3 separate regions of the Homo sapiens genome follow, and regions 2 and 3 are each linked to region 1. The links are chromatin loops, found by intact Hi-C in ENCODE. Cell type or tissue: endothelial cell of umbilical vein. All regions are shown on one strand. Each heading gives the region's core, and the rest is flanking DNA. Links, peaks and the distances in the headings are about the cores only. Region 1 holds the start of LOC124903136 (a long non-coding RNA gene). Region 2 has its middle 23 kb from the start of C1QTNF9B. Region 3 has its middle 12 kb from the start of SPATA13.

What was found. Hi-C counts contacts between places; a loop is a spot of excess contacts. Peaks named below come from ENCODE experiments on the same cell type or tissue, not always from the same donor. Only the 100,000 strongest peaks of a DNase experiment are listed, where the experiment ranks them.
Region 2: a loop joins it to region 1, with 6 times the contacts of the local background. A loop is called at or near these places in 5 of 110 quality-filtered maps.
Region 3: a loop joins it to region 1, with 11 times the contacts of the local background. A loop is called at or near these places in 13 of 110 quality-filtered maps.

The regions. Positions count from the first base shown.
Region 1 is chr13:24,049,628-24,057,992 of GRCh38, reverse strand. LOC124903136 (a long non-coding RNA gene) reads left to right here and starts at 4,438. Exons shown (of 2, transcript XR_007063723.1): 1 at 4,438-4,485; 2 at 5,621-5,807. It also overlaps a transcript of SPATA13 not described here. In endothelial cell of umbilical vein, for the core only: a CTCF peak has its summit at 4,384 (motif pointing left); a DNase peak (open chromatin) is centred at 4,362.
Region 2 is chr13:23,916,733-23,925,097 of GRCh38, reverse strand. It overlaps the pseudogene ANKRD20A19P. Among named protein-coding and RNA genes, the nearest start is that of C1QTNF9B, 23 kb to the right of the region's middle. In endothelial cell of umbilical vein, for the core only: a CTCF peak has its summit at 3,538 (motif pointing left); DNase peaks (open chromatin) are centred at 2,567 and 3,527; H3K27ac peaks cover 1,508 bases; H3K27me3 peaks cover 261 bases.
Region 3 is chr13:24,144,985-24,153,349 of GRCh38, reverse strand. It overlaps a transcript of SPATA13 not described here. Among named protein-coding and RNA genes, the nearest start is that of SPATA13, 12 kb to the left of the region's middle. RefSeq lists an enhancer at 3,227-3,903. In endothelial cell of umbilical vein, for the core only: no CTCF peak of the experiment used is centred there; a DNase peak (open chromatin) is centred at 4,369; H3K27ac peaks cover 2,054 bases.

The sequences.
Region 1 (8,365 bases), core at 1,727-6,726:
CATCTCCTTTCTGCATCCCATGGTCCACTGCCACAGCATCCTTGGAGTGAAGATATAATAACGTGGAGTTAGGGCAGCGTGGGGAGGAGTTTCCACACCAGCTGCTGAAATCAAAAGAGAGGAGGGGAATCTGGAGTCTCTCTTAGCCTGACCTCCTCTCACTAGTCCTCCCTGGACCTCCAAGGGGAAGGCTGGGCTCTGTACCTCCCCTCCCACCTGACTGCAGTGTTGGTTTAGGGTCAAGGTGCTCAGAGACCAGAGAAAAGATCACACATATATACGGTGTGGCAATTCCAAAAGGCCAGGCTTGCCCGTCTTCAGGAAGTAACATTTCTTATGACGGTTGGAGGTTGGGGATAGGGGTAGGGTGGAGAGAAAACAAAGAAGTAGAGTTTATGCCCCAACAAGGTAAATCAAATTCCCAGCCCTGCACCAGTCCTTTCAGTGCCTTTGGTCATAAGACATTCATGCAGAACATCCCACATCACCCAGTCCCATATGGATGCAGTCACAGGACTCAGAAAATGCCCTGTCAACACTGGCTTCCCTGAGGGGCTCCATTTAATAGCATCAGAAAACCACCTCACTAGAAGTGAACTGAAGAGACCCCTCTGCAGATAGAGGGGGAAAATTCAGGACTTTGTCAAGAGGACCGACAGCTGCAGTGGGAGTGCAAAGCGCCACAGGCCGAGAAGTGGCCGAGATTAAGAAGTTCCATTTCCCAACATCACACTCCGGGGACTGTTGTGGGGTTGGGGGGAGGGGGGAGGGATAGCTTTAGGAGATATACTTAATGTTAAATGGCGAGTTAGTGGGTGCAGCGCACCAGCATGGCACATGTATACATATGTAACAAACCTGCACATTGTGCACATGTACCCTAAAACTTAAAGTGTAATAATAATAAAATTTTTTAAAAAAAGAAAAAAAAAAAAGAAAGAGCCAGACGCTATGAAAGAAAGAGAGAGAGAGAGAGAGAGAGAGAGAAAGAAAACAGCCACAGATGTGTCTGTGGCTCGAGTTTTTCCCAGAAACGCCCTAAAGCTGGCCTAATAAATCTCCATTCATTGAAAAAAAAAAAAAAAGAAGTTCCATTTCCCCTTGCCCTGTCAAGGATAAGGAAGGCCACTCCCTTTTTATGTGCAGGACGATGTGAGGGGCAGAATTGGACCTGTGGCCCGATCAGCTTGGAAATCTTATCAGACACGCACAGCAACGTACTTGTCTTTTCTTCATTCCTCTCCCAAAAAACAAAGCCACCAAAAGAGACAGCCTTCTATGTATCATGTATTCACAGCTAAGAAGGCAGGGCCATCCGAAGAAGCCATCCCTTCCATTCACTCAACATATATCCATGCATATATATTCCCTCCTATGTGCTAGACACTGTGCTGGGCTCTGTGGGTGCAGCAGTAGGCAATTCACACAACATGGAATTTACATTGCAGAAGAGAAGAAACAGTCAAACATATAATTAACAGTGACACTTAGGACAGAAGGACAGAGGTCCATGGGAGCATGTAAGGTGAGCATCTAATCCATCATATGTCTTGTATGGAAATGGAATAACAAGCCTAAAGGTAAGTTTATCCTTTTGCTACTTGAAAAGCCGAAATGCAGATCTACGTGGTTAACCAGATGTGTAACCTTTGCCTGTCCACCCCTTTCCAAAACTTCCAAAGCATCTCTAAATGGGTCCTAATGCACTTGAAGGTGGACATATAGTAGATATTCACTGAGGCTGTTCTGGACACTTTGTTCTATTCCTTCATCACTTCTAGTTTTAACTTTTCCTATTTATTCATTTGATACAAACTGACTCACTTCCTCTATTCAACTGTTTCAACATCTGTGAAATTCTGAGGGGTGCCCTTCATCCCATCTTTCTATCATAACCATGAGCTCTACCATTTTAGAGGACTTTTCATGGAGAAATGTGTTGGCTCCTTCCATCCATAAAGCCTGTTGTTAACATACTCTCCAAGTCACTTGAACCACTGATGCTAATATGGAATATCCTCATGTCTCCTTGCATCACAAACATCCAAAACCACTTTCCATAAAAAGGCACGGCATTGCCAACGCCATTTGTCTAATGTAGCGTGGTCACTTTATTCTGGACCCGTGCGGTGGTGGATTGGACTCCTCGGCCAATGAGAGCAGATTTCCACAGAGCCCACTTGGCTTAGAATTAGGACATCCAAGAATATTCAGAGTTGGAAAGTAATTTTGAGATTGTCTATTCCATCTTTATTATTGGTCAAGGAGAACACTGAGGACCTAGGAAAGTGGGTGGCTTAGCCAAAGGCACCTGGCGAGTAAAGTCCCACAGCACCTGAGAGCTGGTATTGGAACCCTTGTTCTCGAATACTTCTGTTTCCTGCCACCATCCCAGAATCCCTGCAGCCTAGCACTGTGCCTGGTAGAGCAACACACAAAACATGGTTTCTCAGTGAATGCATGGTTACTAAAGGTGCTTCGGGCACTGTTCTAAGACCTCTGCATGTTTTAACTCATTTACTCTCCCTACCAGTTCAGTAAGGTAGGTCCTGTTACCATCCTCCATCTCCCTAGGCAGACAGAAATTAAGATATTTGCCTAAGAAAACACAGATAGAAAAGGACAAGGTCGAGATTTGAACCCAGGCATGCTGATTGCATCTGGGATCTTACACGATGCACTGTACCCGCAATGAAAGGATGAATACATAACATCTATAACACTGAAGGAGAAGGAGAGGACTGGGGAAGCAATTTAAGAACAACAACAAGATAGAAACTGATGTCATTTAAGTGTATAAGATTTTCACAAAGACACATGCTTTGTAACAAATATGCACATGAATTGCAGGCTGATCGCTCTGTGCCATATATGTAAAGCGTACAACCTTCAGGCTGCTGGAGGCTGTAGGCTTGCTCAGAATGTAAAATATGACAGGGCACAACATTGGCATATAAAGTTTGAATTACAGCAGCTGGCATTATATTGTTTATAAAAATTGAATTATGAGTGTAAAATAATAGTCATAATAACCAGCTTCTGAAAGGTAGCTAGCTAAATTGACTTAATGTTTAAATGCTGGGACATATGATCACAAGAAGTGAGCGCTGTTATTGTATGATCTGTCACACAATTTTTTTTTAGAAGAGGTTACACTTCATAAGTGACTGAATTCATTTTTCCAGTTTAAAAAATGAATATTCTCCATTTTATATACAAGTGAAAAATGCATATCCTCCTTAACCTTTTCTCCTGTGAGGTAGTATTAAACCTGTACACACTGGTTAAGAACCATCATAAATTAACGGTGCGCTACTATTATTATATTTCACATATTTTCTCTTCTGTACTCTTTAGAGTTCTATTAAATGCATTTTAAAAGTTCTTAGAGTTTGTGTTTTGGGGGTAACTATGAATTGCTGCTACATGTCAAAGTTAATTTAAACTAAAAATGCGTATCTGGTTTGCACATTAGACAGCTAAGCTTACAATATGGTCCTTGCAGTGTCATACAATTTCCCCTAACACTAAATTGGAAAGTTATCTCTGGGCATGCTGCTATTTCTAATGCCACCACTGCCACTGCCAGTAGTAGCCTTAGTGATGGCTTCTTGGAAATCTCCCACTTGGATACTTGGACAGAGCTAATTTCGTTAAACTTCACATTCATCTATCTAAGATGGCTGCAGATGGATTTGCAGTTCTCTTTAAATCCACCCTGAAAGATTTCTTCCCTTTTCCTGGCTAAATGAACCAGTGGTCTCACACTGCATAGTTGCTGTGGGGTGTGATGGGAACTCCGGGCTTCTGGCCTTGGAAGTGGCAGACGAGGGATCTCTCATGGTGTCCTTGACCTGACTCCTCTTTGTGGGCTTCTTCACCTCCTCCTCCATGCTGCCCTCTCCATGGTTCACGGTGGCCCTGAGCACAGGGTGCCTGTTCTTCAGAGTGTCCCCGCAGGGCAGAGCTGTCCAGGAGCCTCCGTCACCCCAACGACACAGAGGCAGCTGTGGCTCTCTCATTTTTACAGACTCTCTATGCCTCAAGCACATAGACACCCCATAATAACACTTCCTTTGTGAGTTCACTAATGTTTGGAAAATCCCTTGTGAATTCCTACTTCATGGCATTAACAAGAATCCATTCCTGAAAATGTGAATGGTTCTGTTGGTTTCAAACAGCCATCAAGAAAACTAAGGGGTTGTTTTGGTGTCTTAAAATTCTTGTCTGAGTCTCAGTGGCTGAGACAGCAGCCCCAAAATCATACAGAAGTGAAACCCAAACATTGCCTTCCTCACGTCAGCAGATTCCAAGGACGACAGGATGGAGCCCCAGGTGTCTTAGACAGCTCAGCCCCAAAGTGGGTGCTCCTGGGACATCTAGTGGCCATAGAGAAAAATACTCCCACCGTGGGCCCAGGTGGCAAGGGAAGTCTATAAGGGTGCTTAGATACCAAGTGCATTCAACCTCCCCACTTCTAGCCAGGTAAGAAAGCTGAGATCCCAGGTAAGAACGGCTTGCTCAATTTCACATCTCCAATAGGAGGTGTTGGTACTTACTTCTCGTAGATCATTTCTACCCGAATTTTGTTATGCAGGAACTCCACGTGAATCAGCCATGGAATGAGTGGTTGAGAAGTTTTAGCGGCCTAGAGTTCACTAGATATTTGCATCAAATGCAGTGATTTTCCGAATTCTATTACACATTCCTTTGTGGATCACAGCACTGAGGCCGAATCCTAGCTCTGAAACTCTATGCTAACTTACCTCCTGCAAGACCTTTCCTGAATTCCACGATTATAAAATGCAAGTACACAAAAATGTTCTTGCTGCTCAGATACTTGATGCTTTATATCTAAAACAAGAATGTCACGGAGAAAAACAAGTTTGTGTTCTAGGTACGGATAGGTCTCAGAAAATTGAAACAAAACAATAAAAGAGAATTCCTATTTTTCAGCCCAAAGAGCAGCAGGAGAGAAGAGAAAATCCAAGAGAATTGGGAATTAGAGCTGTTATGCAAGGTAGAGAAAGGAAAAATCAAAAGCCAAGGTTCCCAGTCCCAAAATATCCCTGCAGGAAGCTAAGTGAAACAATTTTCCACAGAAAGCATGAGACATGTAGTATAAATAATGTGGTGGGCAGGGCACAGTGGCGGGGAGGATCCCCTGGCGGCAGGGGGAAGTGCTGCACGGGCCCCTGAGCTGCTGGCTGCCTCCCGCCACAGGAACGCAGTCGTGGGTCCAAGGCCAGGATGCTGAATATTTATATTCTGTTTATAAAATATGCCTTTTATTGAGAAATTTAGACACACTCTACTGTGTCCAAAGAGTCCTTAAACTCACATCCTTTCCATTTTCCATGTTCTCTTGTCACCAGGCCAGTATCCACAGCCTGGCTTTCATCTGGAAACGGGAGGGTGAGGAGAGGTGCTGTGGTGGAGATTCCTCACAACTGCCCAGAACATTAATGTCTCACATCATGGGTTTAAAAGAAAAAAAAAAACATATATTTCTTTTTATCAATAGTTAGAACCCTGAATGAAAGTGTTGGTCATTCTGAATTTTCTAAAATTTATTTTTATTTTTTAAATAATAGTTTGTTGTTGTTGTTCTTGTTTGTAGCGATGGGATCTCGTTAACGCTGCTCAGCCTGACCTCAAACTCCTGGCCTCAAGCAATCCTCTGGCCTCAGCCTCTCAAATTGCTGGGATTATAATCCTGAGCCACTGCACCAGGCCTATTCAGAATTCTAATATGCAACTGATTCTTAGTGATAACCAAGAAATAAAGACTTGGAGCTCAAATTGTGCCCGAGGCCTGCGATTCTTGAGAACCGTGCTTCCTCCTCCCTTTCTTCCATTTGGAATTGCGTTAAGCACAGAGACCCGAGGAGCCTGGACACAGCACAGGATGCTGGTGTAAGAAGCCAAACCCTGCGTCCAAACACAGGGACTCCTCACCAGCTGGTAGGGCTTCAGTGCACGCAGAGGAAGCCAAAGGACTGGCAAGGTGCACAGATGAGGTGGGAGGACCAGAGCCAGGACGTCTGAACCTGGTGAGGAGCTGCAGGGGTGGGCCGGGGCTGAGGAGGAGGAACAGGTGCCGGGGAACTCCTAGGACCCCAGGCTGGCGGCCACTGCCTCCTCTGTCCCTTGGGCATCTCCCTCTGCCCTGCCCTGGAGAACATAACTCTTAGCAGGCTCTTGCAGCCTAGACTTTTGATAGCACTGCTGCCTCTGACTCCAATCGCTACCACTTCCCCCCTAAAGCTCCCACCTCTGAAGATTCGCCTCATATCATCTCCTCTGTGTAATCTCTTCTCAGCTTCCCCTTGCCCCTAAGTCCCCACCCCTCCATCCCCAAACAGGGAGCATTGTCTCCGCTGGCTCCACTCTACTAGACCAGCAGGGAGACGGAGGAAGCATTTACTCCCTGGCTTCCTTCTATGGACCACCCACTGGGCATAATCTCCTCCCCTAAGGGTTGGGTGTGCATGAGTATGTCCCAAGTGCCATCGCCCAGGCAGGTGCAAGGATGTGTGAAACTGGAGGCGAGAGCCTGGCAGGCTGTACCTGGTGTGGCTGAAAGGAGATAGGGAGGGATGCCAGGCAGTCCTTAAGAGGACCTGGGGAAGATTCATCTTCAACCCCAGACAAGGGTCATTCACCTGAAATGCCAGGACCAGGAAGTCCTGCCGGCTGCAGGCACAGCATGTCCAACGTGATTGGAAATCACTTCCTGCTGTTCATGTCCTCTTGGAAGGTCAGGTGGCCACTGCAACAAGGTATGTGCTGCGTGGAGACTGGGGAGCAGAACTAGGGTCTCCAAAAACTTCAGGAGGCTAGCCCCAGCAGTGCTCACTTGGAGTTCATTTGCTCAGTGACATTCATAAAAGGTGGGGGAAATCCGGAGAAGGAAAGAGGTGCTCCCACAGCTACCCAGCTGGTGGATGGCAGATATGGGTCTATAGCCTGCTTAGCTCACAGTACACTCACCTGCAAAAACAGCTGGAAAACCCTCAGGTAACACAACTCAGATATTTTAGTACTGAAGTCAGCAAATAGCACATTCTTTTGAGAAGTGGGTAAGGCCTCCCAGGACAGTAAAGCTGCACCAGTTTAGGATGCTTGCCCCTTTATTTGGGTGTCTGAGTGTTACACAAATGACTGCCACTACCACACGTGGTGGGTGGCATGAGGCACCTTGGCCATAAAGTCCTGCCAGCGCGGGAGTCACAGACCATGCTCGTCAGCATTATGCATGGTGCCTGCACTTGGAGCAAGACAAAGGCAAGTTTTAGAAAATGCCTCCACATCCCTGCATTGGAACTTCTGGCTGAGGCACAGCACAGAAAATGCCTTCGCCTCTTGTGGATTCTTGTCCAGGGCTGAGACCTGGCCAGCTGCCATGCTGTGTCCTGGGTGCTGCTCCAGCCACATGCCAGCTGGGTCCCTCCTCCTTTCCTGTCTGTGTGCCTGACCAGGGACAGTGGCCCCTAAGCTATGGCTCCTGGGTCTCGAATCCTATACAGCATGAGGCAGCCCATCCGTGCTGTTTTTGTTTTGTGTTGATGCTCTCCTCTTATAACAAGGATATCTGATTTCTTGTGAGGATGAGTCAAGCGGGGAAATTTGGCTCCGGAAACTGACTCGTCAGCATTATCAGATTTCAAGGAACTAGAGTGCATTAAAGATTTTAGTCTTTTGTTACCAACTAAAAATCAACTTTCTATTTTTTAATATCTATTATACTTAACAGTTTCTCATAAATTCATGGCCATTATCAATACTGTGACTTCCCCAGATGGTTCAGAAAGAATCTGAAAGGCCTGGCATGGTGGCTCACACTTGTAATCCCAGCACTTTGGGAGGCCAAGGTGGGTGGATCACAAGGTCAGGAGTTCGAGACCAGCCTGGCCACACAGTGAAACCCTATCTCTACTAAAAATACAAAAATTAGCTGGGCGTGGTGGTGGGCACCTGTAATCCCAGCTACTTGAGAGGCTGAGGCAGGAGAATTGCTTGAACCGGGGAGGCAGAGGGTGCAGTGAGCTGAGATTGTGCTACTGCACTCCAGCCTGGGCGACAGAGCAAGACTCTGTCTCAAAAAAGAAAGAAAGAACGAGTCTGAAAATGTCTGCAAATGGAAAGAATCCGATTTCCCTCTTCCTGGTTTGTAAAGGGCCCTGCAGATACTGTCTGTTGGCTGCATGACAGACACTTGAGGTACTTTCTTCAGGATATTTACACATGTGGTGCACATGCCTTGCTGACAAACAGATCATCCACTCCCTTCACAGCCCATCAGTTTCGTGTTTTTAGTAGCCTGAGGTTGGTATCATTGCATGTATATTACAGACTCCCTATA
Region 2 (8,365 bases), core at 1,166-6,165, 130 kb after region 1:
ATTTAAAGACTCTTGATAACTTTGCCGTCTTAGTCATCAATCATTCAAGTGATGGCAACATATAAAGACATAAGGGAACTTATTTTTAAAATTCAAATCATTGTTTGATTTAACTATTTAAAAACTTGAGTAATTGGCTAGCAATAGATATATTTTACAAAAATTGAAACTAAAATGCTGTAGGTGACAATCACAATTAAGGATGTACTGTTAGGTAAGGAAATGACAAAATTTTAACTTAAAAAATCTATTTAGTGCTATATGTTTACTTAATTCATAAAAGTATTTATTTTGGATTCCTTTAAATAATAGACATCCGTATGTGGTTAAATGTTTGGATGTCAATCATTCACTTACGATTAGGGGTGGAAAACTGAGGCTGGCACTGGAAAACAAAAATATTATGAACCAAAGTAAAATCAATTAGAAAGCCAAAGCATCTCAAAGTCTGTCTTTAGTTATCAAACAATAATATTCCATTTCTAAAATTTAGCTTTAATGCAGCTTTTAAAGAAATTGAAAATGTGTCAGTTACAATAAATGTTACATTTACTGAATAAAAGTTAACAAATGTTTATCTCTTGAAAATGAGAGCTCCAGGGACTGAAAAAAACTATAAAACTTTTATTTGCTTTCTTTATCAATACAAATTATTATAACTTTTACTTACCACGCCTAAGTCAATGAAACAACTCAGTATTTCACCAAATTAAAAACAAGAATTATATCGTAAAGATGAAATGCAAAGGAAAAAGGTAATATAACTAACCTTGAATCAGTAGTTCTTCACGCCATTTTTTGAAGTCAGTAGGCTTGAGGTAGGGATGACTAAGTCTTCCCTTGGAGTAATTTTTCCCTTAAGACCTAACCTATTATTAAGATTTCTAGGTCTGGCGTGGTGGCTCACACCTGTAATCCCAGCACTTTTGGGAAGCTGAGGTGGGTGGATTGCTTGAGCTCAGGAGTTCAAGACCAGTCTGGGCATCATGGTGAAACCCTGTCCCTACCAAACATACAAAAACTAGCTGAGCATGGTGGCACACACCTGTGGTTCCCACAACTCAGGAGGCTGAAGTAGGAGAATCTCTGGAGCCCGGGAAGTCAAGGCTGCAGTGAGCCAAGATTGAGCCACTGCACTCCAGCCTGGGTGACACAGCGAGACCGTTTCTAAAACAAAAACAGAAACAAAAATCCTTGAGTGTCCAACACAAGATGACTGTAGGACTAACCCAGTAGGATGAGTCTGAAAAAAGCTCTGGTCCACTCTTTCTCTACCTTCTCTACCAGATGTCTGGTACTGGCCTCTGCTTGCCTCTCATGAGTTCTGTGAAGATTGCAAAAGATAAGTGTAAGTAAAATTTTTTATTAAATAGTGTTTTAACACCAAAAATATGTCAGAGCTTGTCTACTGTATGCGATTGTAGTTTTAAAATTGTTCTAAAGAAATGCACAACGTGCAGGTTTGTTGCATATGTATACATGTGCCATGTTGGTGTGCTGCCCCCATTAACTCATCATTTACAATAGGTATTTCTATTAATGCCATCCTTCCCCCCTCCCTGCACCCCAGTGCGTGATGTTCCCCACCCTGTGTCCAAGTGTTCTCGTTGTTCAGTTCCCACCTATGAGTGAGAACATGCGGTGTTTGGTTTTCTGTCCTTGCGATAGTTTGCTCAGAATGATGGTTTCCAGCTTCATCCATGTCCCTACAAAGGACATGAACTCATCCTTTTTTATGGCTGCATACTATTCCATGGTGTTAAAGTATTATAATAATAATAAAAAAAAGAAGTACATGTATTTCTAGGAGGATTTCTAAGAAACAAGTACTTCCAACAAATTAGGGAAAAAGAAAAATTGCTGTTTTTGATTACTTGCTGACATCACAATATTTTGGCTATACTGTGTTACAAAATTGGTGTTACCTATTTATTTTTAATTTTTATAACGTGGCTCCTAGAACATTTAAAGTCATATATGTGGCTTCTGCTGTTCAAATTACTTTTTTACTGGTCTAGACCTTTTTTTTATTTTAACCACATATCCACCTAGGTGTTCCACTTGCATCTCTATCTCAGAAAATCTCAAGCCAGTTTCTCTCTTTCTCCAAATACACTTTTTCCATATCTTATTTTCTCAAGACAGAAGCCAAAACCATTGCTCCCACCCCCAAATGCCTAGTGAATACTATTGATTTTGTCTCCACAATCTCTTGATTCCAGTAGTTTCCCTCCAGATCTACTGACCTGTCCTAGCTGAGGCGTACACTCTTTCTTCCTGGATTATTGCACCATCCTCCTATATGAAATCCTTGAATTCAGTCTCACTCTCTCAAACCAGAGTAGCTGTTTTCTAAAGGAAATCTTATTTCCTCATCTTCCTGCTTGAAATGTCTCAGTTCCTTCCCATCTAGCTTAGTGTGACACAATTGTGCCCCAGTCTGGCTCTGGTCTACTTGCCCAGTTTTATTTACTATCTCTCCATAACAGGTGCCCTAAATTCTAGCCACACCAACGGCTTTCAGTGCTCTGAATGCGTCCCTCCATGCCTGGGTACTTTAGCCATGCTTTTCCCCAGTCAGACATTGTAGGCTGGGCACCTTCCAAGGCAAATCTTAGGCCCCACTTCAAACACTTCAATGGCCATGACTCAGGGGCTCTTCCAGGAGCCATGCAGATTACTCTCAGATTCCCCATACTCCATGCATGTCATACATCTCTATTCAATGCAACACCATGCTGAATTAGAATTGCCGATTTTAAGATGGTCACTGTTTCAGATGCATTTTGACACTCTTAAAAGTGACTGATACTGAGCAGGTCTTGACTGGATAAATCCCTCAATCTTTTCTCCCGGCCCTATCACCTTGCCTACATTTTTCTCTTGCCTGAGTCTTAACAGGTAACACTTGCTGCCTTCTGGAATGGCTCTGCTGATAAGATTCTTGGGGATGCCATTTAGAAATACTTGCATTTAAAGAGTATGTGGGATGATGAATATGTTAATTTACTTGACTACAATAACCATTTCACTATGTATAAATATGTCAATATATCATGTTTTACTTCTTAAATATATGTAATTAATAAACCAAGACTTTTTTAAAAGCCAGAAATGATTGTGTTTAGGAAACCAATTTAGATATTTTAAAAATTAGCCCTCAAAGACGTTTTCAAGTATTTTTTTTCAGCACCCTTGTACAAGTCACTCATTACCTGGGAAAAATTAAGCATTTGACATTGAGGAATAATTCAGAGCAACAATTTTAGAGAAGAATGAGAGAGCTGAGCTGGTAATCAAAAAGAACTAAAGCCATCTTCAAAGGCAGTTAGCTCCTAGCATTGTAACCACAGCACCAGAGGTGGGGCCTGCCCTCTGTCTTGCACACATCCCCCTCAGGCTGAGCAAGGTGTTATTTTTAACTACTTTGTGAATTACAATTCCCCTCATGCCTATGTTAATCATTCCCCATTTCACAAGGATGCCCTTCTGTAATGAAAAAACTGTACAGGATAGTTTGTCTCAAGGCGCCCTCTAGTGGTAATACCAGAGATCACAATCAAAGAAAGTTAATTTACCGAGTGCCAGAATGTGCCAAGAGTAATAATAGTACTTGACTTTTTAAAAAATAAAACTGTCTTTATTCACAAATTACTTTATTGAATAACTAGGAAATCCAATCGACAACAAGAACAATACAAACTTCTGGAACAAATAAGTGAGTTTAGCAAGGTCTCAAAATACAAGATTAATATACAAAAGCCCATTTCTTTCCTATATGTCAATAAAGAGCAATTCGAATTTGAAATTTTAAAAAATACAGTTTACAATAGCATCAAAAAATAATGAGGTATTTACAATTATACATGTAACAAAATACATACAGGATATATATGTGAAAAACTACAAAACACTGATGAATCAGAATATTTAAATACATGGAGAGAGAGTTCATGTTCGTATATTGGAAGACAATTTTTTAAAATAATTTCAACTTGTGTTTTAGATTCAGGGAGCCCACGTGCAGGTTTGTTACGTGGCTGTATTGCATGATGCTGAGGTTTGCATTGTGATTGATTCCATCACCCAGGTACTAAGCATAGCACCCAAGAGTTAGTTTTTCACACATTGCCCACTTCTTGCCCTCTGCCATTTAGTAGTCCCCAGTGTTTATTATTGCCACCTTTATGTCTATGAGTACCCAATGTTTAGCTGCCACTTACAAGTAAGAGCATGCAGTATTTAGTTTTCTGTTAATTTTATGTTAATTTGCTTAGGATAATGGCATCCAGCTGCATCCATGTTGCTGCAAGAAAACATGATTTCATTCTTTTTTATGGCCATAGTGTATATGTACCACATTTTCTTTATCCAGTTCACCATTGATGGGCACCTAGGTTTATTCCATGTCTTTGCTATTGTGAAACGTGCTGCCATGAACATAGGAGTGCATATGTCTTTTTGGAAGAATGGTTTATTTTCTTTTGTATATATACTCAGTAATGGAATTGCTGGGTTGAATGCTAGTTCTAAGTTTTTTGAGAAATCTTCAAACAGCTTTCTATAGTGGCTGAACTAAATTACACTCCCACCAGCAGTGTATAAGCATTCCCTTTTCTCTACCGCCTTGCCAGCATCTGTCATTTTTTGACTTTTTAATAATAGCCATCCTGATGATATCTCACCATGGTTTCGATTTGCATTTCTCTGATGATTAATGAGGTTGAGTATTTTTTTTTCATATGTTTGTTGGCCACCCTGTGTCTTTTTTGAGAACTGTCTCTTTACATCTTTTGCCCACTTTTTAATGGGGTCATTTGCTTTTTGCTTGTTGAATTGTTTAGGCTCCTTATAGATTCTGGATATTAGACCTTTTTCAGATGCATAGTTTGCAAATATTTTATCCCATTTTGTAGGTTGTGCGTTTACAGTGTTGATAGTTTATTTTGCTGTGCAGAAGCTCTTTAGTTTAATTAGGTTCCACTTGTCAATTTTTGTTTCTGTTTCAAATGTTTTGAGGACTCCAAATTCTTTCTTAAGGCCAATGTATAGAATGGTATTTTCTAGGTTTTCTCCTAGGACTCTTATAGTTTGAAATCTTACATTTAAATCTTTAATCCATCTTGAGTTAATGTTTGTATATGGTATAAGCTAAGGGGGTCCAGTTTCATTCTTCTGCACATGGCTAGCCAGTTATGCCAGCACCTTTTATTGAATAGGAAGTCTTTTCCCCATTATTTATTTTTGTCTAATCTGTTGTAGATCAGATGATTAGAGGTGTGCATCTTTATTTCTTGGGTCTCTATACTGTTCCAGTGGTCTATGTGTCTATTTTTGTGCCGGTATCATGTTGTTCTGGTTAATGTAGCCTGATAGGATATAGTACAAAGTCGGGTCATGTAATGCCTTAAACTTTGTTCTTTTTGCTTAGGACTTCTTCGGCTATATGGGCTCTTTCTCGGTTCCATATGAGGATTAGAACAGTTTTTTCCTAATTCTGTGAAAAATGGCATTGGTAGTTTGATAGAAATAGCATTGAACTTATAGATTGTTTTGGGCAATAGTGATTCTTCCAATCCATGAGCATGAATGTTTTCCCATTTATTTGTGTCATCTCTGATTTCTTTCAGCAATGTTTTGTAGTTCTCTTAGTAGAGATATTAACTTCCTCAGTTAGATGTATTCCTAAGTATTTTTTAATGGACATCGTAAATGGGATTGCATTCTTGATTTGGCTCTGAGCTTGAATGTTACTGGTATATATAAATGCTACTAATTTTTGTACATTGATTTTGTATCCTGAAACTTTGCTGAAATTAAAATCATTGAACAGTTCCAGGAGCCTTTTAGCAGAGTCTTCAGGGTTCTCTAGGTATAGAATCATATCATCAGTGAAGAGAGTTTGACTTCCTCTTTTCCTATATGGATGCCTTTAATTTCTTTCTCTTGCCTGATTGCTCTGGCTAGGACTTACAGTACTATGTTGAATAGGAGTGGTGAGAGATGATATCCTTGTCTTACTCTCAAGGGGAATGCTTCCAGCTTTTGCCCATTCAGCATGATGATGGCTATAAGTCTGTCATAGATAGCTCTTAATATTTTGAGGTTTGTTCCTTTGATGTCTAGATTGTTGAGGGGTTTTATCATGAAAGCATGTTGGATTGTATCAAAAGCTTTGTCCACATCTATGGAGATAAACTGTGGTTTCTTGTTTTAATCCTGTTTATGTGGTGAATCACATTTATTGATTAACATTTGTTGAACTAACCTTGCACCTCAGGAATACAGCCTACTTGATCATGGAGAATTAACTTCTTGATTTGCTGCTGCATTCATTAGTATTTGTTTGAGGATTTTTGCATCTATGTTCATCAGGGATATTGACCTGTAGTTTTCTTGTATAGCTATGTCTTTGCAAGATTTTGGTAACAGGATGACACTGTCTTTGTAGATTGATTTAGGGAGGAGTCCCACCTCCTTGATTTTTTTGGGATTAGGTTCAGCAGAATTGGCACCAGCTCTTCTTTGTACATCTGGTAGAATTCAGCTGTGAATCCGTCAAGTTTGTGGCTTTTTTTGGTTGGAGTTTTTAAGTTTTTTAAATTACTGATTCAATTATGGAACTCAATATTGGTTTGTTCAGGGTTTCAATTTCTTCCTGATTCAGTCTTAGGAGGTTGTGGGTTCCCAGGAATGTACCCATTTCCTGTAGATTTTTTAGTTTGTTTGCATAGAGGTATTCATAATCGTTGCTGAGAATCTTTTGCATTTCTGTGGGATTGGTTGTAATGTCATCTTTGTCATTTCTGATTGTGCTGGTTTGGATCTTCTTTTTCTGTTTGTTCAGCTAGCTGGTTGTCTGTTGATTTTCTATCCTTTCAAAGACCCAACTTGTGGTTTCATTAATTATTTGTATGGATTTTTGGGTTTCCATTTGCATTCAGTTTTGCTCTTCTTTCTTTTCTTCTGGTAGCTTTGGGGCTAGTTTGTTCTTATTTTCCTAGTTCCTCTAGGTGTGATGTTCAATTGTTAATTTGAGATCTTTCTAACTTTTTGATGTAGGTATTTAGGGCTACAAACTTTCCTCTTAATACTGCTTTTGCTGTATCCCACTGATTTTGGTATATTGTGTCTTTGTTATAATTTATTGCATGGATTTTTTTTTTATTTCTGCCTTAATTTTGTTGTTTACCCAAAAGTCATTCAGGAGCAGGTTTTTTCATTTTCATATAATCATGTAGTTTTGAGAGATTATCTTGGTACTAATTTCTATTTTTATTCCATTGTGATCAGAAAGTATCATTGGCATGATTTGTATTTTTCTAATTTATTGAGACTTCCTTTATGACCAAAAATGTGGTTGATCTTGGAGAATGTTCTGTGTGCAGAAAAGAAACATGTATATTCTGGGGTTGATGAACTGAGTACTCTGTAGATGTCTATTAGGTTCGGTTGATCAGGTGTACAATTTTGGTCTAGAATTTGTTAGTTTCCTGCCTTGATGATCTAATGCTGTCAGTGGGGTGTTGAAGTCCTCCACTATTGATTATGTGGCTGTACAAGTCTTTTTGTAGGTCTAGAACTTCTCATTTTATGAATGTGGGTGCTCCAGTGTTGGGTGCATATACATTTAGAACAGTTAAGTCTCCTTGTTGAATTAAACCTTTTATCATTATGTAATGCCTTTTTTTGTCCTTTCTTACTGCTGTTGTTTTAAAGTCTGTTTTATCTAAGAATCATCACCCCTGCTCTTTTTGGTGTTCTGTTTGCATAATAGCTCTTTCACCAACCCTTTACTTCAAGCCTATGGGTGTCATTATGTGTGAGACGGATCTCTTGAAGACAACAAAGAGATGGGTCTCGATTTTTTTTTATCCAATTTGCTACACTGTGCCTTTTAAATGGAGGCATTTGGACTGTTGATATTAAAGGTTAATATTGATATGTGAAGTTTTGGTCCTATAGTAAAGTTGATAGCTGGTTGCTATGTAGTTTTTATTGCATGGTTACTTTATAGGGTCTGTGAGCTACGTAAATTAACTATGCTTTTGTGGTAGCAGGTATCATTCTTTCATTTCCATGTTTAGAAGTCCTTTAGGGATCTCTTGTAAGTCTTGTCTAATGGTAACAAATTCCCTTAACACTTGCTTGTCTGGAAAAGATTTTATTTCTCTTTCAGTTATGAAGCTTAGTTTGGTAGGATATTTAATTCTTGGTTGGAATTTCTTTTATTTATGAATGCTGAAAATAGGCCCCCATCCCTCGTGGCTTGCAACGTTTCAGCTGAGAAGTCCACTATTAGCCTGACAGGTTTACCTTCTCAGCCTTTAAAATGTTTTTCTTTAGCATTGACCATGGACAGTCC
Region 3 (8,365 bases), core at 1,487-6,486, 96 kb before region 1:
GAAGTGCACAGAGTGAAGGCCAGCCACGTGGGCCACACAGCCCAAAGACAGGACTGCAGGTGGAAAATGGGGCACCCACATCAGAGGTGCCAGGACCACCAGGGCCTATTGGAAACCCTAAACATACATGAGACAGACCAGCATGACAGCTCCTTTGCCAGGCAGCTAATGTGTCTGTATGTGGACGTAATGTTTATGATGGGGAGATGCAGATGATAAAATCAGAGTAAAGAGACACCATCCACAGAGGATGCCCAAGTCCCAACTCAGAGGTCCTAAGTAGACATGAGCACAGACGTAACATAGACATTTTTCTCACACACACGCACAACACTGCTTTTGTTTTGCATGTTGACCTTTGTCACATTCAGCTACGCTGTGTATTGGGTGTACTTAAAGGTTACACGGAGGTGAAAGTCTCAATGTAAAATGTAAAAGTGAGAAAGAAAAGAAATAATCATCATTTGAGTTCTGAACATTTGAGGGAGGAGAGGAAGAGAAAGAGAGAGAGAGAGAAAGCTGCTTCAAGACCTGTCAATTCCTCCATGATAAGGACTTGGAGTGGCTCTGCATTTTGTCTCTGGCGCCTTGCTCAGAGTGACCATCCAACACAAGCCTGATGAATGAGCAGCTCATATTTGAAGAACGGGTGATGGTGAGTGACAGAGAGAGACATCTTCCACAGCAGGACTTTGAAAAGGCCATGGGCATCATTTTGCTGTGATTGAAAGCACTGGTCACACAGACGGGGATGTGGGAGCTGTGGGGCTGGAATGCTTTCATGATTTTATTCCCTCACTGGCATAGAACACCCGCTGTGCAAGACCTCACTGGGGAGGACCTCCCTGGTGGAGCTTATCAAAGAGGCGGAAGAGGAGGTCGTTACACACAATGTGACAGGATGGGTGTCAGACAGAGCTGTGAAGTAGGCACAGAGGAAAGTGGCCATGTCCTTGAGCAGGAACCACTGAGTCCCATGGCACCTGGCCTGTGCCTTGTTTGGGGCTGTGCCTTGTGCTAGAGTCAGAAAGCTTGTGTCCACCCTCATGAATGGGAGGAGTGCCCTTATAAAAGGGGCAGAGGGAGTCCCCGTGCCCCTCCCACAAAGTGAGGGCACATACAAGGCATTATCCATGCAAAAGGGTCTTCACCAGACACTGAATCTACAGGTGCCTTGATCTTGGACTTCCCAGCCTCTAAAACTGTGGGAAAATAAATATCTGCTGTCCATAAATTACTGAGTCTAAGGTATTTTGTTACAGCAGCCTGAACAGACTAAGACTGTTCAGTGTGTTCACGTATCACACTCTGCCTGTGTCTGCTGCTCCTGGAAGGCCCTGCCACCTTTAGAAAACCAGGCATTCCCTGAGAACTGAACCACATCTTCACAGCTTTATGCCTTTCTCTCCCTTTGCAGCCCTCATCCTGGGCAATATCAATTCACTAGTGTTAGCTAAATTAATCAAGCATCTATACTGCTTAGTACTGTTAAAGACTATGCAGCTGGTAAAAATGGTAAAGTCTATTAAATACCTAGTATGTGCCAGGTTCTGTTCTAAGCATTTTACATGTTTTACTCATTTAATCCTCACAATAACCCTAAATGGTAGGAACTGCTAATATTACCATTTTACAGATAAGGAAGCTGAGCCCTCTCTGGTAGGTTGGTGATGTACCCACAGCTGGTGTTTGAACTTGGACAGTTGAGTTCCAGACCCAACACTCTTAAAAAAAAGGAAAAAAAACTCCAGTAATGGACATCTATTCATAATTTGAAATGTTTATTACAAAACCCTGACAGAGACAGGACTTTCATGTATATAACTGGGTATTTTCATTCTCTGTCAAATAAGTTGGTTGTAAATGATGAAACATTCAATATTACAGCCATTATTATTGTCTAGTGCATGGTTACTAACAGCCAGGCACTGTGTTGCATATTTCACTTCATCATTAAAACCAGGGAGAGTTTATCATTATTTTCATTTTACAAATGGGGAAACTGAGCCAGGAGTTAAACAAATGGTTCCGGGTCCTCAGCCCCATGTGTTTGACAGAGCAAGGATTCAGACCAAGATCTGCCTGTCTTTCAAAGTCCTGATGTAACCTGAATGCTGAAGGACGCATGCCCACAATCACAGCACAGATAGCTCAGCACTGCGGGAGGAAGCATCTGGGTCTGAGGGCCATCTCCTGGATTCTGTCTCCAGAACTGTGTGATTTGGGGCAAGCCTCTTAATCTGTGTGAATCTCAATGTTATCATCTGTAAAATTATGAGGATTATGAATCTTCGCAGGATTCCTGTAGGAATGGATTAAAATATGCAAAGACCCCAGACAGGGACTTGTCAACTCTTTAGTGGGGGTTTTGTAATGCCTAACTTTATGCATCAATTTGGCTGGGCCATGGCGCCCAGTCAAACAGCATCTAGACAGCAAACACATCTAAACAGCAGTCTCCGTGTGGCTGTGAAGGTATTTTTAGGTGATACTAACAGCTAAGTCACTAGACTTGAGTAAAGGAGAGAGTCCTCTGCCATGTGGGTGGGCCTTGTCCAATCAGGGGACAGTCATAGGAGAGAAGATGTGGGTTCCCTGAGGAAGAAGGACTTCGGCCTCAAGACTGCAACACAAAAGCCTGCCTGAATCCCCAGCCTGCTGTGGCCTGCCTTGCCCTGTGGATTCTGGACCCAAGACTTCAACATCAACTTTTACCTGAGTCTCCAGCCTACTGGCCTACTTACAAATTTTGGACTTGCCAGCCCTCAAATTTGTGTGCAATTCCTTAAAAAAAAAAATCAATCAATATTTATCTCTCTATACTTCCTATAGGTTTTATTTCTCTGGAGAACACTGACTAATTCAGGATGGATGGGAAGTTAGAAACAGCCTTAAAAAGGAGGTCCTGCCTGAACCAGGTCTCCCCAGAGGGCACCCATGCCAGTCGGTGACATCTCATAGGATTGGAACTCCCAGTGCTGAGATGCACTGCCATGCCACTGAGGCTGCAGGCTGCTCTCTAGGGGACTGGCAGGAGCTGTGCAGCAGTGATGCCACTTGAGAGCACTGAGGACATGCGGTGGGTGCACTGGTGCTGGGCAGGGAGAAACCCAGGGTGTTTGGAGAAGTGGAGGCTGTGGGAGGAGAGCACGGGAGACGGGCACTGTAGAGCCAATGTGTCTCAGGACAGAGGGTCTGGCCCACCATGTTCTAATGTGACTGTCCCCCATCAGTCCACCTAAGAATCTCAGCATTGCCCAGCTCCGTCTCCTCCAGGCTGCACACCTGGCCACCAGTCAGGCAGATACCAGCTTTCTGTGGGACAGTCCCCCGACTCTCCCATGCCCCACACTCTCCCTTCCCTCCCCACAGCCACCCTGTGGCACAGCAGCTCTCTCCCTCCCCGACAGCCCCTGGATGCAGGCCTTCCCATCTCTGTGTTCCTCCCCAACCACCTCCTGCTGCCCAAGAGCTCTTTCTGAAACACCCCCAACTCCTGTCAGGCCTCAGCACCCACACAACCGAGTTCAAGTTTCTTTGCATGTCATGCAAGGCCTGTGACAACCTGACCCGCAGCTCTCCAGCTCTATCCGCCCCGCAGGGCCTTTGTACAAGCCGCTCTCCCTCTGGGTTCTTCCCCACATGGGTGGGAGCTTTCCCGCCCCCATCAGCCATTTCCAGTGATTCAAATCCAAGCTTTTAGCTCCAAATTCAGGACGCTGCACTACACCACAGTGACAGAAGATCTAGGAGTGTTAGGTGGCCTCAGGGCATCTCTGATTCCTGAAAAAGTGGCAGCAGAACTCCTCTAATGAACACTAGAGTCAACCAGGGATTGTCTCTTCAGAGTCCACCCTTGGCCAGATTTGGACACAAAATTCTCACCAACAGAAAGGGAAGGTCCAGGAACAGAAGACAGGCAAAATGCCAGGGTGTTTTTCAAACTTCCGACCACAGCCCACAGTGAGATGCGTATTTCACCCCCACGATCTCACATATGAGAACATAAAGAGAATGACAAACGATGCCAACCTTTACTTCATGGGGTGTGTTCGGTGTTCTCTCTTCTCTCTTGGGTTGTTGTATTTAATTCTGGTGGAAATTTGCTAAATTCATTTCAGGACTCACTAATGAGATAAAGCCCATCACTGGAACACACTGCAGTGATCAGCAATGTGGAAAACGACCCAGTGTGATGGCAACAGGCAGGGGGCAGACAGGACGCCTCTTTCATCTGCCCCATGGCTTCTTCCTGCCCCCCTTTTGCCCACTACCTCCTTAGTCACAAATAAGTTTACCGTGACATTCAAATCCTCATTCTCCTTTGTTTGTGGACGGAGCCTACATTCCTCCAAGCCCAGTCACCAACCCTGAGTCACAGAGCCCTGCTCTCATGTGGCATGCATAGGAGAGCATTTCCTGGTATAAACAAACACTCATGGAAACCATGAATAATAAACAAGCCGCTCTACCAGAATGAACAGCAGCTCCTGTGTCCTTACTTCCCTTGTTCTACCCCTCCCTGCCTTCCTCAAGCTTTCCAGATCTCTCTGGACACACACTCATTGCTAGGACAGAATGCTCCTGTTTAGGTGTTTTACTTGTCTGATGTGTTTGGTCCATTAAGCCTTGTGTACAATGCCAACAGTTGTAGGCATAAGAAAAAGACTGAGCCAGTTCCTTGCAGAGATTCTCAACTCTTCAACCAAGTTCTCCCTCTGACTAAAAGCCTCTGGTCAACCATATTAAACTCCTAACGTATCACACTGGTTATGTGTACACCAAGGGCTTGTGTTTGATGCTTCAGGTCAGAAACTCCTGCAGGTACCCTGGGAGGCAGTGTTAAGGAGCAGAAAACTGAGATGGTTTCATTTTTCTGAGGTAATTAGGTAATACAGCACAGGGTTATACCCCAGCCTATTTATTCCAACCCTATGGCCATTTCTGCTCTGATGGGATGTATGCATTTCAGGAAAAAAAAATAAAAAAACAAAAAAGCCTTGTGTTCTGTGAAATTGTGCACAAAAGACAACGGGGCTCATGAAAGTAGGACTGAGACCCCTTGAACCCTGAGGACTTCATCACCAGAGCCCTAACAATAGTAACGATCGTAATCAAAAGACATAGGCAGTTGAAAAGGCACATTAGATTCCTAGCAAGGAACTACAACTGCAAATGCTGTGCAGGAATGTCTTTTAAAAATATGGGAAATGATATGATTCAACAATTTTACCCCTGGGTGTATGCGGAAAAGAACTGAAAGCAGGATCTTTAACAGATATTTGTACGCAACATAGTCATGGCAGCATTATTCACAAAAGCCAAAAGACAGAAACAACCCAGGTGTCCAGTGGTGGATGAATGGATTAAAAAAATGTGGTGTATACATACAATAGAATATTAGCCTTAAAAGGAAGGAGATTCAGACACATGCTACAACATGGATGAACCTTGAGGACCTTACGCTAAATGAAATGAACCAATCACAAAAAGACCAATCCCGTACGATTCCACTGATATGAGGTATCTAGAGCGGTCAAGCTCAGAAAAGGAAAGTAGAATGGTGTCTGCCAGGGGCTAGGGGTGTGGAGGGAACGGGGAGTTAATGTTTAATGGGTACAGGGTTTCAGTTTCAGCTCTGGAGATGGATGGTGGTGTTGGTTGCACAGCAATATAAATGTACTTAATAGACTTAAACATGGTTAAGATGGTACGTTTTGTTCTGTATATTTACTACAAGTTTTTTTAAAAGGTGTGGGTGGCTTCCTGGAAGGGGCTTAACAGCTTGAGAGTTGACCCTGCTGAGATATGAAGACAAGGGCAAAATGCTCCCAGATTGAGAGCACCGAGCAATCACCACTTCCAACGGAGAAGGGAGCACACAGAAGAGAGTGGATAGACAAGCTTGGCCAGCATTAACGTGTAGGGCAGAAATTGCTATGAATCAGCACAACTTTCACATGATGGTGACACTCTGCCCCTATTTACCAGTCACCTACAAGCTAAATTACAGAAACTCACATTTAGCAAAGCAGACTACACTCACTGTCATGGCCCAGTTACTCAATACGGTCATCATTCTATCTCCTTTCCACCTTCTCTGCATCCTGTTCTGCCTAAAGTACGAGACATGCATCACACATACCACCAGGCCAATTAATCAGAGTAGTCTTCTTGAAACAATTTTAATTATAAGTGGAAAAAGCATTCCATTCTTGATGGTAAGAAAAAAATTATCTGAACAATCAGATATCATCTTCCATCCAATGCATGCTTGGAGTTATGGGCAGCGGAAAATAATAAACTCATCCAGAGGCCTATTGGGCAATGAATTTATTGACATATTTCAAGACTCGCCAAGATGTTTTCTTCTCTTTATTTCTAAGTGAAAGGCATAGTTTTTCTAGGAAAAAAAAATCATGCCTGAATGAGATTTTTTAAAAGACTGGAGCTTGTAAAATGTTCAAAATTGGTGGGGGAGGGGTGGGGCGGGGACGGATGCGGTGGTAAAGAAATCTCAGTCCATCTGGGAGATAGGATATTCCGTAGTGTGTAGAGGGCATTTGAGACTGCAGGAAGCATAGCCGACCACGATGGAAAATGCTTTAGACACAAAGGTATATACTAATTAAATGTATAACATAATCATGGCATTCACATATCTCTAACCTGTGACAAGTAAGAGAAGTATTGGCATTTTTTTTAAATTGCTGTGCATTTCCATTTCCTTAGTGCCCTGTAAAAGAACATTTTAGAGGTTATTTATAGCCTACTTTCCTCTGTGTTAATTATCATACAGGTTTATGTATTATTTCTTATCTATGTAGATAAGATTATAGAGTACTTAGTTATGTATCGCCCTAGCAATTTTAGTTACCAATTCCTATCTTTAAATGAAAGCCAACGAATTTCTTGCAGGCCTGCCTGCATGGAAGCAGCTAACGATCACAAGGGTACTCGGTGATCTGGCCTGGCCGCAGGGAGAGGAGTTGAAATTGGAGGACTAACTGTATCTGGCTTACAGAGTCTGACCTCCCTTTCACAATGGGAACAGCCTTGTCAGTGAAGCTGGAGTGCCCCGATTTAATTGGCTTCAGTCCCTGAAGCTGATCTATGAATTAGGCTGGCTTTGCCAATGGGATCAAGATACTCAAAGTCTGTTGACTGAGACTCCCTCTATCCTAAATAGAAAGTGGATAGGTGCTGCCTAAAATACCATTTCTCCTGTGTATCATCCTCCCCTCCTGCTTAATCAGCAAAGATTCCCAAATCCAAATTCTTCCTGGCTGCCAAAGCTCTCCAGAGAGGGACCTTGTGCTACCTGTTCAGTCCAAGTGTCTGCCACTCCTCACCACATTCAGCTGCAGACAGATTGGCCCCCGCAGTCTATGCCTGTTGACTTGGTCGGGAGTGCTCGTCCCCCTTCTTTCTCACATATGGAATAGGCTCCTTCCCTCCATCAGCATAGAGCTCTCTCTCCTCCAAGCCCCAGCTGTGCTCTGTCTCCGCCGTGAAGTCTTGGCCAATGCTGTCCACAAGGATGTTTTTCCTGTCTTAGTCTCCTTCACGCCCTCCTAGCAGCATCACCAATTTGAAAATTAGCCGTTCTCTATTTATTGATCATGCACAATTCTCTCCACCTGAGCTATGTTTCCACTGCCTCAGCCTCACCTCAGTTACTAATACCTTCATTCCCCAAACTGTAAGTTGAGAATTGCAGGAAGAGTTCCCCAGTCCCTGCTTTGTTCTAATCTAGCTACACAAATGCTGTTATTCAGGCACCAATGCCACCCCTCTGACTCTTCTTACTGAGGCCTGGAGTACTTTCATTACATCTGTTACCAGCTCACTCGGTTTATGTCCTCTGTGGACTCACATGAACTGAGAACAATCAGAGGAACGTGCTGGTAGGGATGCTACAGACAGCTTCCTTTCCCCTGCAGGGACATACTTTAAACCTTGTTCAAAGCCCCTGAAAAGTCCTGTTTGGCTGGAATCCTCTGACTCTTTCACAATGCCACCACTGTTAGTAACAGCCCTAATTAATACCTTCAATAGAAAAATGAAGTTAGACCTTTGCCTCTGTCTACTTAGTATTTTGTGGCTGTTGTAAAAAATCAGATTCTTTCAGGGCAGTAGGATTTACACATTTTAATCAAGTGCCTTTCACACTGTCTCTTTCTGACACCCCCAGCATCTAAATTACAAAGTGATGTCAGTATTGCCAGGAAGTTGAAAAGAAGGTGGCTACGACAGTCTCCTTTGACTTGCCCACTTCAGAAATAGTGTACCAGCTCATTCTAACTATATTCACAATGTCCCTTTCCTCTACCTGCCTCCCACCTTATCACTACCCAAGGGACCT